Linked DNA regions of Mus musculus: region 1 is linked to region 2. A link is a loop called in an ENCODE intact Hi-C map of the cell type or tissue named here. Cell type or tissue: heart. All regions are shown on one strand. Each heading gives the region's core, and the rest is flanking DNA. Links, peaks and the distances in the headings are about the cores only.

Evidence for each region. Peaks named below come from ENCODE experiments on the same cell type or tissue, not always from the same donor. Only the 100,000 strongest peaks of a DNase experiment are listed, where the experiment ranks them.
Region 1: a loop joins it to region 2, with 2.4 times the contacts of the local background. A loop is called at or near these places in 1 of 42 quality-filtered maps.

Annotation. Positions count from the first base shown.
Region 1 is chr10:21,917,221-21,920,134 of GRCm38, reverse strand. The region is part of intron 1 of Sgk1 (serum/glucocorticoid regulated kinase 1); the gene reads right to left. Among named protein-coding and RNA genes, the nearest start is that of Gm46215, 36 kb to the right of the region's middle. In heart, for the core only: no CTCF peak of the experiment used is centred there; a DNase peak (open chromatin) is centred at 1,224; H3K27ac peaks cover 844 bases.
Region 2 is chr10:21,856,697-21,859,610 of GRCm38, reverse strand. Platr6 (a long non-coding RNA gene) reads left to right here and starts at 1,373. Exons shown (of 5, transcript XR_001779731.1): 1 at 1,373-1,517. In heart, for the core only: a CTCF peak has its summit at 1,800; a DNase peak (open chromatin) is centred at 1,790.

The DNA of each region.
Region 1 (2,914 bases), core at 257-2,756, 61 kb before region 2:
GTCACGAGGCAAGTAGGTGCCTCTGAAGTGTCTGTAGCAGGAGAGCCGGGTTATTAGATAACCATGGGACCGGAACGCAGTGCAAGATGATCATCAAAGCTATCAATTGTTTCTCAAGTCTCTGCCCTTTCCCATCCAGGCACCAATCTCGCTCTCAGTACTCGGTTTCTTCTGGCTTCTTAAATCTACATGGACGCAGTAGCTTGAGTCCGTTCTGCTTGTTCGAACCCTACCATCCAACCCAACGCAATAGGCAATCCGGCCACTGAAACCTTCGCTGCCTAACATGTCAAGTAATTTCTTTCCTTTGTGTTTAGTATGAAATACATTGGCATTCCCTACTCAAGTCCCTCTTCTAAAATGTTGACTGTAGTTGACTGAATTGATGTCACGACTCACTAACAGATGTCACAGGAACAGAAACACCCATGTCAGTGGTCGTCTGGAATACCAAGTTGTAGAGGTTTGGTCTGTTGCTATATGTATTGTAATGTTAAATTCTGTATCCCAAGGCCTAGTTGTCTCAAGATGAGTGAATTCTCACATATGCCAGCTTTTATTGTACAAACCTTGCTCCTTAATTTAAAACTATTGTTTAATAAAGATGCCTGCAGCCTGTAGCTGGGTAGAAGAGAGGCAGGCGGGGCTTCAATTCCTTGGCTTGGGGTCTGAGGCAGAGACCACAAGGAGAGGAAGAAGGAGGAAGAGGAGGAAGGTGCCTTGGGGAGGTGGATTGTGAACACAAAGCCATTAGGGTCAGCCTGCTGGAGTAGGAGGGGCTTAGGCAGAGCATTGCAAGTGATATCTCAGGGTTATTGACAGGGAAGTGGACAAACTAGCATAGAGGGTTGATATCTGCTTAGATCTAATGCTGTAAGGCTTATTATAAACATAATGGTGTATGTCTTTTATTTGGGAACCAAATGATCTAAGGTAGGGTAGAAATCCCCAGATAATACTTACTGCAACTCCAAGTATGCTAGGTTATAAACTCCCCGGAGCACCCAAACCCTCCCCATTGCATCCTGATGGACGTGGGAACACAATTCAGTCATATACTTAGGACAATCATCCAACCATTGTGCTTCTCATCAAAGTTTGACTGACTTGAGGGTTTACTTGAAATGAAAAAACCACATGCCCATTGTTCTACTTGTCTGACTCCCTTCTGAGTGGTGGCCACACCGCTGCCTCTCACTGGCCGGACATTGAGGAAGCTCCTTCTCTGTGCTCTCTCCCAAGTTTGCTTCCTATCTCCTTCACGTTGAGTCACACACAAGGCAAGAGAGTCATCCTCGGGGGCAAGCCCTTGTGGAGAGCAGGTGACCCAGCCTCAGTCTGTAAGTAGTCTCACCCTGAACCTGGAGTTCACATTTTCGCATCCAGGCTGGAAGCCAGCAAGGACCAGTGCTTTCAGTCTGTGCCCTCCCTGAAGGTGGCTTACAGGCATTTGTGGAGACATCTAGCTTGTTACATGGGGTCTGACCAGAGCTCAACTCCTTTTCTAACTCCGGCAGAGGACAGCAGAGGCTTTGCAGGATAAAGGCATGCTTTGTCCAGAGCTTTATCTAGGGAGAGCTGGCCTTGGAGGTGTGCTTGAATGAGAAGACAGTGCGGTGGGGGTGGGGGTGGGGCACTGAATGAGGCTGGAACACTGAAACACTGAGCTACAAACTACAGTTGCTTTTGTACTGTGCTCTGTAGGAATTTGAGCCAGCCCTGTCAAGACCTAAGAATGAGCCTTGTCTCATTCACACTTTTCTTTAGGCTCCCCTAAACATAGACATTCTAAGGGCGACCTTTAAAAGTCACATGTGTTTGTGTGGAGGTGTAGTTCAGGTGGTAGAATGCTTGCTTAGCATGCTTAATGCCGCAGTTGGATCCCCAGTACCACAAAAATCAGCCTTGGTAATGACCGGTAATCCTGGCACTTGGTGGGGCAGAGACAGGAGGATCAGAAGTTCAAGGCTAGCCTCAACTTTCAAGGCTGGACTGCGAGCTTGTCTCAAAATAACAAGGAAACACTGAACTGGATGAGATAGCACAGACTTTTAAATTCCAGCAGTAGGTAAGGTAGATTTCTAAATTCAAGGCAAGCCTGGTCCACAGAGTGAGTTCAAGGATATCCATGGCTATACAGAGAAACCCTGTCAGAAAATTGAATAAATAATAATCACAAAAGTCAAAACCAAACCAAACACACCAGAAACCATGAAGCAACCATAGCCAAGTAAAAAACAAAACAAAACAACAGCAACAAGAAAGACTTTCTACAATGATGAACTGAATTAAGAGAACTGAATTTTAGTGGCTGGAGATGCCATGGTTCAGAGCCCTTGCTGCTCTAACAGAGGATCTACATTCAATTCACAGCACCCATATGATGGCTCAGAACCATCTATAATTCTACTTCTAAGGGATCCTACACTTTCTTCTGAGGTTTGCAGTTCTAGGCACACACACACACACACACATACACACTGTACACATACATCCATGTGGGTTAACACCATCCATGTAAAGTCAGAATTAAAAGAGAATCAGATTGTAGCTCTAGCTTTGCAATGGCCTTGAGCAAGACACTTGATGCTTCTGAAATGTTTTCAGTGTCGTTATGCATAAGATGGAAGTCATGGAGCAGGTAAGTCCTTGTAGATCCTCCGGCCGTGTCATAGATTTGAGACTATTCACTGGAATACTGCTCATAAGAGTTTGCTCTCCGTATCTGGGACACATGGCATCAGTCTAAATTTGTTGAACGAATTCATGATCAAAGGGCATTTGCTCTACCCTGAACATTTCCTCCCTGCCTGGCTCTTCCACCACACTTCCACAACTCTGAAGTTCCCCCAATAAGCTTACTGTAAATAATTAAATAGTAAATAAATAAATAAATAAATAAATAAATAAATCC
Region 2 (2,914 bases), core at 276-2,775:
GAAGCATCACTTAACTAGCTGGGGGTCAGAACGGCAGAGCAAAGGCGCTGAGCTGATTTATAGGAGGTAAAAGCCGGAATTAGGACAGCCAGTGATACAAGATGGACCTAAGTATACTCTTCACTTAAGATTATGTACCGAACTCACTTTTGCCAGCCCTGAGAAGGCTGGGTCTGGACGATTGTGATGTCTGGGCCAGCCTGGGCTACATAGCAAAGGTTTGGTGTGAGGAGGGATAGGAAGAGGAATAAACAAAAGTAGAAACAGGGAGTCTTCACCTGGGGCCATATTCCTGGTACCATTAGGAAACTGTCTGAATCCTTTTTATTCGAAGAGTTAAAACTATCATTTTAGTCTGTACTTCAAGGAAAGCAAAGCACACCAAAGAGAAAAACTGTCACCCTGACTCTAATCCAAGTTTATAGTACCCCGCCATCTCCCCTGTCCCCCTTTGCAAACTAATCCTTATCTTTTAGTTAAATTAGCAGTCACCGTGACTAGTATGTTTAAAACTTGGGTAAGTCTCATAGTGGGCTCCGCAGGAATTCTGTTTTCACCAGCACCCTTTTTTCCTAGAAGCCCTCTCTGTGTGTTTCTGTGTGTCCTGGACAGATTCAAACCGTAGGCCAGCATAAACCTTCCCATCCCAGACCCTCTTTATCTCTATTTCCTCATCAGTCAGAGGAGGGCAGCTTCTTCTTTTAAAGCCCTTGGTAGGGCTAATGGAGTTGGTCTATGTGAAAACCATTAAAAGCTGTCATCATTGTCATGGTTTGCTTTGTTTACTTTGAGATTTCATCTACTAGCCAAGGATGACCTTGACCTTTTGGCCCTTTTCCTGCTTCCCGAGTGCAAGCATTAACTCTCCTGCTTTTATGGGGTGTTAGGGACTGAATGCAGGGTCTTACGCATGCCAAGGACGCTTTCTACCGGACAAGCTGCAAGCCGAGTGAGCTCTTATCATGGTTTATGAGCCACTCAAGCCTTGAGTCGAAGGTTCAATACAGCTTGTCTTGGCATTTTTTTTTTTTCCTGAAAAACCCAGGTAGGGAGGATACTGATGGACCCAAGTCCATCTTGGCAAACCGATGAAACTACTGGGTTTACTTGCAGAAACATAGGGTAGCTAAAGGCAGCAGTTACATCACTGCAGAGTCCCACCCCCAGCACAGACTTATGGAAAGCTATTCCACTGATGATTCCCTTAGCAAACCCATAGGCAACCACACCACCAAAGAGTCCCAGGCAGGCAATTATTTACCTCATGTAAAGCAGGCAGTGGAGCGGGGGTGGGGGGTGGGAGGTGGGGGCAGGAATAGAAGGGCCTTGGATCCCTATCTACCTCTCCTCTCCCTCTGTGATTGACAGGGGAATTCACTGGGCCTGGTCTCCGGAGAGCTTCCTGCCAATGAAAACTGCTCCAATCAAGATGGAAACAGTAATGTTAAACTCAAAAGAAACGTCCACACCATTGAGCTGCACACCAGATTGGAGGCATTATTTCAAACAGATTGCAGGTAGGCACTCTGCACAGGGTAAGAAAAGTTGATACTTCATAGCTGTGCAGCGTGTTGTCCCAGAGCAAGCACTAAAGTTATAGTGCACAGGCTGTGGGCAGTGTGCCGGGTTTATGCAAGGCTATGTCCAGAACCAACAGGCCTCACACTGTGCCAAAGGCCCGGGACAAGCTCAGTGGTGTCAGAGCTTCTGGTCCCTGGGGACTGCAGCGGAGCCTGGAAGGGGCTGAGCATCCTGCCGCTGTCCCAAGCTGGTGGTGCCTGCCCTGCCCTTTCCTGGCTGGGTGCAGACGTGCTGGCCTCTGTGCGCTCAGGGCAGGCGCCAGGGCGGAGCACGAGAGGACTTCTTGGATGCCTCCTCCCTCAGAAACAAATTCCAGTGCCTGACTGCAGATTGCATGAATCCTCACAAAGTACTGTACCTATTCAGCCTTAGGAAAAAGTTCTTGTTTGATATCAGAAGCTAAGGGGGGTCAGGCCTGATACTTAGATGGGGAAATGGTTGAGAACTCTGGGAGCAAAAGATGCATACAAGGCCTGCAATGCTTTCCTTTCTGGCTAGTAGCCAGATGCTCAGGTGTGTGCTATCAGGAGGGTTGTCTGTGGTAATAGCCCTGAAAAGGAGACACTGGGATACTTCTTTCCCCACCCCACCCCCAAACTGTGTGAATTTATTGACTGCACTGAAAGGCAAATGATGTATGGCAAAATCATTTTTTAAAGTTAGAATTTGATAGGAAACCCGTTATCGACAGGCTGTTTAAAAGGTGCCTTCTAGTATTCAAGCAGAGGATAGGTTCCTCAAAAGATGATTACAATCTTTAGTATATTTGAGCAAAGACTTGTTGACTAGCCAAAGCACCATGCTCATCCTGAAGTGGGCATAGATGCTTGTGAAGGGGTCTGGCTTGTCCTCAGAGTATCCCTGAAGTGATTCCAGGTCAGGCTGGTAGAAGGCAGCAAACAAATGCTCTCAAAGAATAAATGTTAGCCAGCTATCATGGCTCACATAAGTCATCCCAAGGCCAGCCTGGGCTCCATAGTGAAACCCATTTCAAACAACAACAAAATCAAACTATAAATATACTGAAGGGAAGAGCAGAGACAGTGAGGGCAGAGAGGAATCCAGGCTGAGCATGGGAAGGAGGCTAGGCTGGGCTGGGCTGGGCTGGGCTGGGCTGGGCTGAGCCTCCATGGATAAGTGAAAGTTGGCGAGCCGAATTGATGGGCGGGTTGGGGAGTTCTGGGACCGGGCAAACAGGAGTACCTGTTGATTGACATGTGGAAGAGCATTGTGTCTCTGAGCAAAGAGGAAAGGAACAGGTGAGAGGGCCTGTGGGTGTATACCAAGGGTTGCCTGGTGTGTACAAGGCTCTGGGTCTGAGCCCCAGTGTATA